Linked DNA regions of Homo sapiens: region 2 is linked to region 1. The links are chromatin contacts, found by Hi-C in ENCODE. All regions are on one chromosome and are shown on one strand. Each heading gives the region's core, a stretch centred on a gene start or an enhancer-like site at or near the end of the contact. The rest is flanking DNA. Distances are from core to core; before and after follow the strand shown. Region 1 has its middle 15 kb from the start of CXCR4. Region 2 holds the start of SPOPL (speckle type BTB/POZ protein like).

Evidence for each region. Hi-C counts contacts between places; a loop is a spot of excess contacts on that map. Pooled maps may share reads with other maps.
Region 2: a loop to region 1 is called in a pooled map, with 7 times the contacts of the local background. The contact joins the promoter of SPOPL here to the enhancer-like site in region 1. A Hi-C loop is called at or near these places in 6 of 50 pooled maps.

Annotation. Positions count from the first base shown.
Region 1 is chr2:136,131,694-136,134,393 of GRCh38, forward strand. No RefSeq gene overlaps it. Among named protein-coding and RNA genes, the nearest start is that of CXCR4, 15 kb to the left of the region's middle. Within about 2 kb of position 1,283, at least 11 of the 41 ENCODE cell types and tissues checked have a DNase peak (open chromatin) inside an H3K27ac peak, as active enhancers do.
Region 2 is chr2:138,500,443-138,503,142 of GRCh38, forward strand. SPOPL (speckle type BTB/POZ protein like) reads left to right here and starts at 1,328. Exons shown (of 11, transcript NM_001001664.3): 1 at 1,328-1,677. SPOPL-DT (SPOPL divergent transcript) reads right to left here and starts at 1,253. Exons shown (of 2, transcript NR_187149.1): 1 at 877-1,253; 2 at 1-438. RefSeq lists silencers at 1,224-1,763, 1,964-2,013.

The DNA of each region.
Region 1 (2,700 bases), core at 33-2,532:
TGGTGGTTCATGAAACTTTGTGGTTGTTAAAAGTGATCTTCATGTTCCGCAGAGGAAAGGCAGCCCTAAAGGGAATACAGTTTTTGTCTGGTGCCCAGAGCCTATCTACCCCTACTTGGGCTGCCAGAGAGTGGAGCTTGGGACACGACCAGTGTGGAATAGGATGGAAAAAATATTTCTCTGTACACTGATCACCACACTGCTTGCAGCAGGGAGCTATCAACCGAGAACCAACTACATAAGGGGGTTGTTATTTGTGGAGGAGCTTTCAGGTCCTCTAAACCTACCTCCCACTCTCGGCAGGAATCCCTTATAGAACCTCCCTGTGGGATGAACGTTAGCTTGGCCCTGATCCCTGCATTAACAGGTAGCGCTGTTTACTATAAAGTAAATTCAGATTCCAGGACCTCCACCTTGGTTGTTTCTGATTTGGCAGGGTTGGGGCGGGGCTTTGAGCATTCGCCTTTTCAAATAATGCTCGAGGTGATTCTGATGTCAGCCAGAGTTGAGAGAGAAGATTGTTATGAAAGGACACAAATACCTCATCACGGTGCTTTTTGTTTGTGAAGTGCTCACTAAGGCGTGAACAGCGTCATGGTGGGGCTCCTGCAGGCTTTATATTTATACCCCGTTTCTTATTTCTCACACCCACTCTGGTAGATAGATCCCTATTTCAAAAATGAGTGAATTAGGGTTCAGGGAAGTGAAACCTGTGTGCCGGCTGGGGACTGACAGTTGGAACCCCAATGTACAAATGAAACCAGGGAACAGTGGGTGTGACGAGCACTTGAGGAGCGACAGAGAGTTATGACCTCGAACCCACAAGTGAGACTGCAAACACAAGTAGGTGGGAGCCCAGCGGCAGGAGACTGACACTGCTGGAATCAGGGAGGGGGCAGTGCTGTTTAAGAGCTTCTGACACACTCAGTTCCTCCCTTCATCCTAAGAGACCTGGGCTCACTAGCAGAGGGGCTTTGGCAAGTTACTTGATGGATTAGGGCCTCAGTTTCTTCATCTGTGAAGTGGAGATAATAATAGTGCCTGCCTCCTGCTGCAAGTCTAGTCATCAGTATCATCAACATTGGTGGTACACCTGCTGGGTACCAGTCCTGGGGTGGGCGTGCTCCTCTCTAGAAGATAAAAGCCCATATAGAGACTATGGTGGAAGGAGCAGGACAAGAGAATCAGAAGCTCACCTCATTCTTAATGTGAAGAGACATTAAGATCAGGAAAGCCAGATGCTTGATGTTCTCTCTCATACCCATAGCAGATGGGTGCCTCACTGGGTTCCCCCAGAAGCTGATGGTGAGCAGGGGGGTGGCAGCCACTTTTATTTTCTCTTTTCTTTTCTTGTCTTCTTTTCTTTTCTTGGATCTTACTCTGTCACCCAGGCTAGAGTGCAGTAGTGTGAGTATGGCTTATTGCAGCCTTTAACTCCTGGGCTCAAGCAACCCTCCTGTCTCATCCTCCTAAGTAGGTGGGACTACAGGTGTGTGCCACCATGCCCAGCTAATTTTTGTTGTAGAGATGGGGTCTCACTCTATTGCCCAGGCTGGTCTTGAACTCCTGGCCTCAAGCAATCCTCCTGCCTCAGTCTCCCAAAGTGCTGTGATTGCAGGTGTGAGCCACTGCACTCAGCCAGCAGCCACCCATTTCTTACAGCTGCTCCAGTGTGAGGGGGTAACAAAAGGCTGCTTTCAAGGCAGCAGCCCAGCCCCCATGTTTCCTGCCTGGTCCCTGAGGAGTGCACAAGTGATCAGGAGAGATTCTTCTTTTGGTCACAGGGATCTTAATGATCACTGGGACTTGGGCTGTTTAAGATGTCACTTAGAAGTTCAAATCTACTTCCAGATGGCTTCCAAGCGAGGGATGGCCTCTACAGTGAGGCCAATCATGTGGTATATTCTTACCTAAGTGGGCCTTGCTGCCCTGCACAATGGCATCTCGGCCCATGGGCCAGCCTCGTAAGGTCTTTAAACCTATGACCACCAGGTGATCTTCTCTGGGGAGCAGCAGAACTTCCATGAGTCTGTCCAGGGATCTTATTTAGAGATGAGTCATACTTTTCTACGCTGTCAGCTCTAGGTTGAAGTAGAATGTACCAGCAACAGACTAGGATGACCTCGCAGCTAGCTGTCCATAGGAATACACCTCTTCTTTCTTCCAACCTCTCAGTTTCCTGGCGTTTCCTCTAAGTTAATGTCTTGCTAGAATGGTTTGAGTTGACATTAACTGTCTGCTATGTTTTATGCAGCACATGGCCACCTACCAAGTGGCACTTTCCATTTTGGGTATGGGGAGCAGGGTATATTTTATACCTCCAATCCCATTGTTCTTTATGAATCTTTGTTCCTTCACCCCTCACTTCCCAAATCGATCACTTTGCTTCTTGATTATGATATCCCTGTGGGTGAACCCGTAGATAGCAGAAACTGAGCTGTCTCTGCTGTTGATAATTTTAGCTCTTCTTGGAACTCCTTTCTTTTTGCAAATGCCAACCAGGTGTCCCCAAGTAAGAGATGATACTTGTTTGTTTGGTAAAGGCACCCAGATAAGAAGAGTCAGAATGAACAGCTCCAAAAGAGAAGTGGTTTCCTCGGTCACCGACTCACCACATTAAACATTCACCCTGGCTCACTGTCTGAAATGAGTCAGTGGTCCTTTCAGAATTCCCTTTACAACAGTGTTTCAAAGAAATCT
Region 2 (2,700 bases), core at 78-2,577, 2.4 Mb after region 1:
TCGCTTAATTTTAAGATGGAAATTTCTACGTTGAAGTTTTAGAGAGGTTGTTGAGAGAACAGAGACGATACAAGTCCATGCTTAGAATACTCAGTACATAGCAAAATAATAAATATTTTCCCTCTGCCCTCTCTCTTTTCTTGGAAAGCCAGGTAAGCAATGAGAAGTTGGTTTATGGCCAGGTGTGGTGGTTCACGCCTGCAAATCCCAGCACTTTGGGAGACCAAGGTGGGAGGATCCCTTGAGCTCAGGAGTTCGAGATCTGCTTGGGCCACATAGCAAGACCTCGTCTCCACAAAAAATTAAGATTACCTGGGCGTGGCACATTCCTGTAGTCCCAGCTACGGGAGGCTGAGTTGGGAGGATCACTTTAGCCTAGGAGGTCGAGGCTGCAGTGAGCTGTGATGGCACCACTGCACTCCAGCCTGGGTGACAGCCCTGTCAAAAACAAAACAAAACAAAAATTGCTGACGTATGCACAGTTAAAGCAAAAAGAGTTGGGATCCTTGAATGACGTTCATGTCTGTTCTGGCAAAGCCGGGATTGTTGGTCCCCCAAACTTCTTTAAAGAAGTTTACTCCTGGTAGCTCGATTAAGTATCTTTGTCCCATGGCCGTGGGGAATAAAAAGTTCAGTTGTCACCCCCTTTTTAAACTAAATGTCCGAAGAGACAAGGCAATCCCATCCTCTCTTCACACATTTGTGCAGGTGCAGCTTTATTTCCCACCGTGCGGTCCCAGGAGGCCGCCTGGTCTTCTGCGCTCACTTCCTAGGCATCCCTGGCCGCCCCTCGGCAGCCTCTCCTTCTGGCCTGAGACTTCCAGCTGAGCCTCATCCCCTCCACCTGAAAACTGCTCCATGGGGCACTTCATCTACCTGGAAAGTTCTCGATTTCCAACTGGAGCCTGTATACTGCTGGTTGTGTCTCAGCAGTTATTACAGCTCTGGGCTTACAACGGGAGCTTAGCAAAAGTTCCACCCTGGCTTCCTAGACTGCTACAGCTCCAAGAAAAATCCTGTGCGCACAAACGGCCGCCGCCTTTGGCGTCTCCCGCGGATTAGACCAGTTAGGAGGTCTCAGTAGGCTTTTAGGCAGGACAAGTTTTACGCCTGGCCAAATAAGGGTCAGACTAAGCAAGGCGCCTCCGTGCGCCTAGCCAGAGCGGTGCCGGCTGCGGAACCTGCCCCGCCGGGAGCCTAGTGCCATGCAGCAGCGGCGGCGGTGGCGGCTTCCCAAGCGCGGCGGCAAATCCGGGCCCGCCCGGAAGTGCCCGGCGCTGTAGGAGGGAGCAAGGGCCCAGGAGCCGCCGCCGCCGCCGCCGCGCGCACGCGCCCTCGCGGGCTGGAGCCGGGGCTGGAGTCGTAACTCGGAAGCCGGAGCCCAGACGGGCCCGCGGCGGGGGGGTGGGGGCTGCGCGGGGGCGGGAGTGGCGGAGGTGGCCGCCCCTGGCGGCGGGTTTGTTTATCCCGGGGAAGAAGTTTAGGAGCGGGAGATAGGGAAGGAGGGCGGGTCGGGGAGGAGGGATGCGGTTCGGCGGAGGCGGCCGCCACAGGGACTTGCCGCCATCACCCCTGCTGCCACCACCGCAGCCTCGGGCTCCCAGGGCGGACACGGCCACCGCCTCAGCGGGAGAGGAGTCTCCACCAGGACTGACCGCTGCCGCCCAGCACGTCCAGGTAGGCGCCCCTTCCCCTCCCCCCAGTCCCCGCGGCAGCCCCAGGCGCTTGCTCCCCTCCCCCGGCTCTCCGTAGACCGGCGGCCTCCTGCTCGCGCCTCACTGCGCCCTCTGCTCTCTGGGTCCCGGACCCCTGCTCGGGCGGCGAGCTCCGGCCTGCTCTGGGGACTACCTCCCACGCCCCCGGACCGCCCTTCCCTCGCGCGGCGGCACCACTTTCCCCGGGGTTGCCCCCAATCCCTCCTTGATTTCCCAGCCTCCACCTTCCAGGATCCCCTTTAGTTTTACCCCCGGGCCTCGCCCCTTCTTTTCCTCTGGCTTCTCTCCTCCTCTATACCTGTATACCTCCACACCTGCCCCTTTTTACCTGAGTGCTGCCCAAAGGCAGAAACTGCATGCTCTGCCACCGCGCAGCGTCCACTTTCATACCTCCTCATCCCAAATACAGACACTTGAAACTCTCGTCCCTGTTAGCCCATTTTAGGCAGAGTTCTCAGCTTCGCAGACCGCTCACTACCTCCAGTCCGGTGGTCATGCCTTTAACCTCTCTTTAACCTGCTTTCTAATACATTTTTGCTCACTTATACCAGAGTACATCAAGCTAACCGCGCGGTTCGGGGTCCAAGTCTTCAAAGAGCCCACTTGTATTCCTGCTGCTCTCCTTTTTCCTAATTCTTTTTGAGTCAATGTATTTGTATATTGATTCAACATAAAAGAAAAGGGAAGGTAGCATTTTCTCTCTCAAAGCAGTCACACAACCCAGTAGAAATAAGATTCACCATCTGCTTATCCTAACTTTCGCTTGTCTCTTTCCTGACTGAACTCTGTCATTCAGTGATTCTTTCCAGGCTTCTGATGCTTTGTCTATTTTTGAATAATCTTGGGCCTAGTTTGACCCATTGTGGTACTCACTTTCCCACTTGCAATTGAATCCACTGTTTCTTGGACTAGAAACTGACAGAGGTAAAAGGTTCATACCTTGAAAAATTACATCTCTCCTGCCACGATGAGATTGGTGGAATAT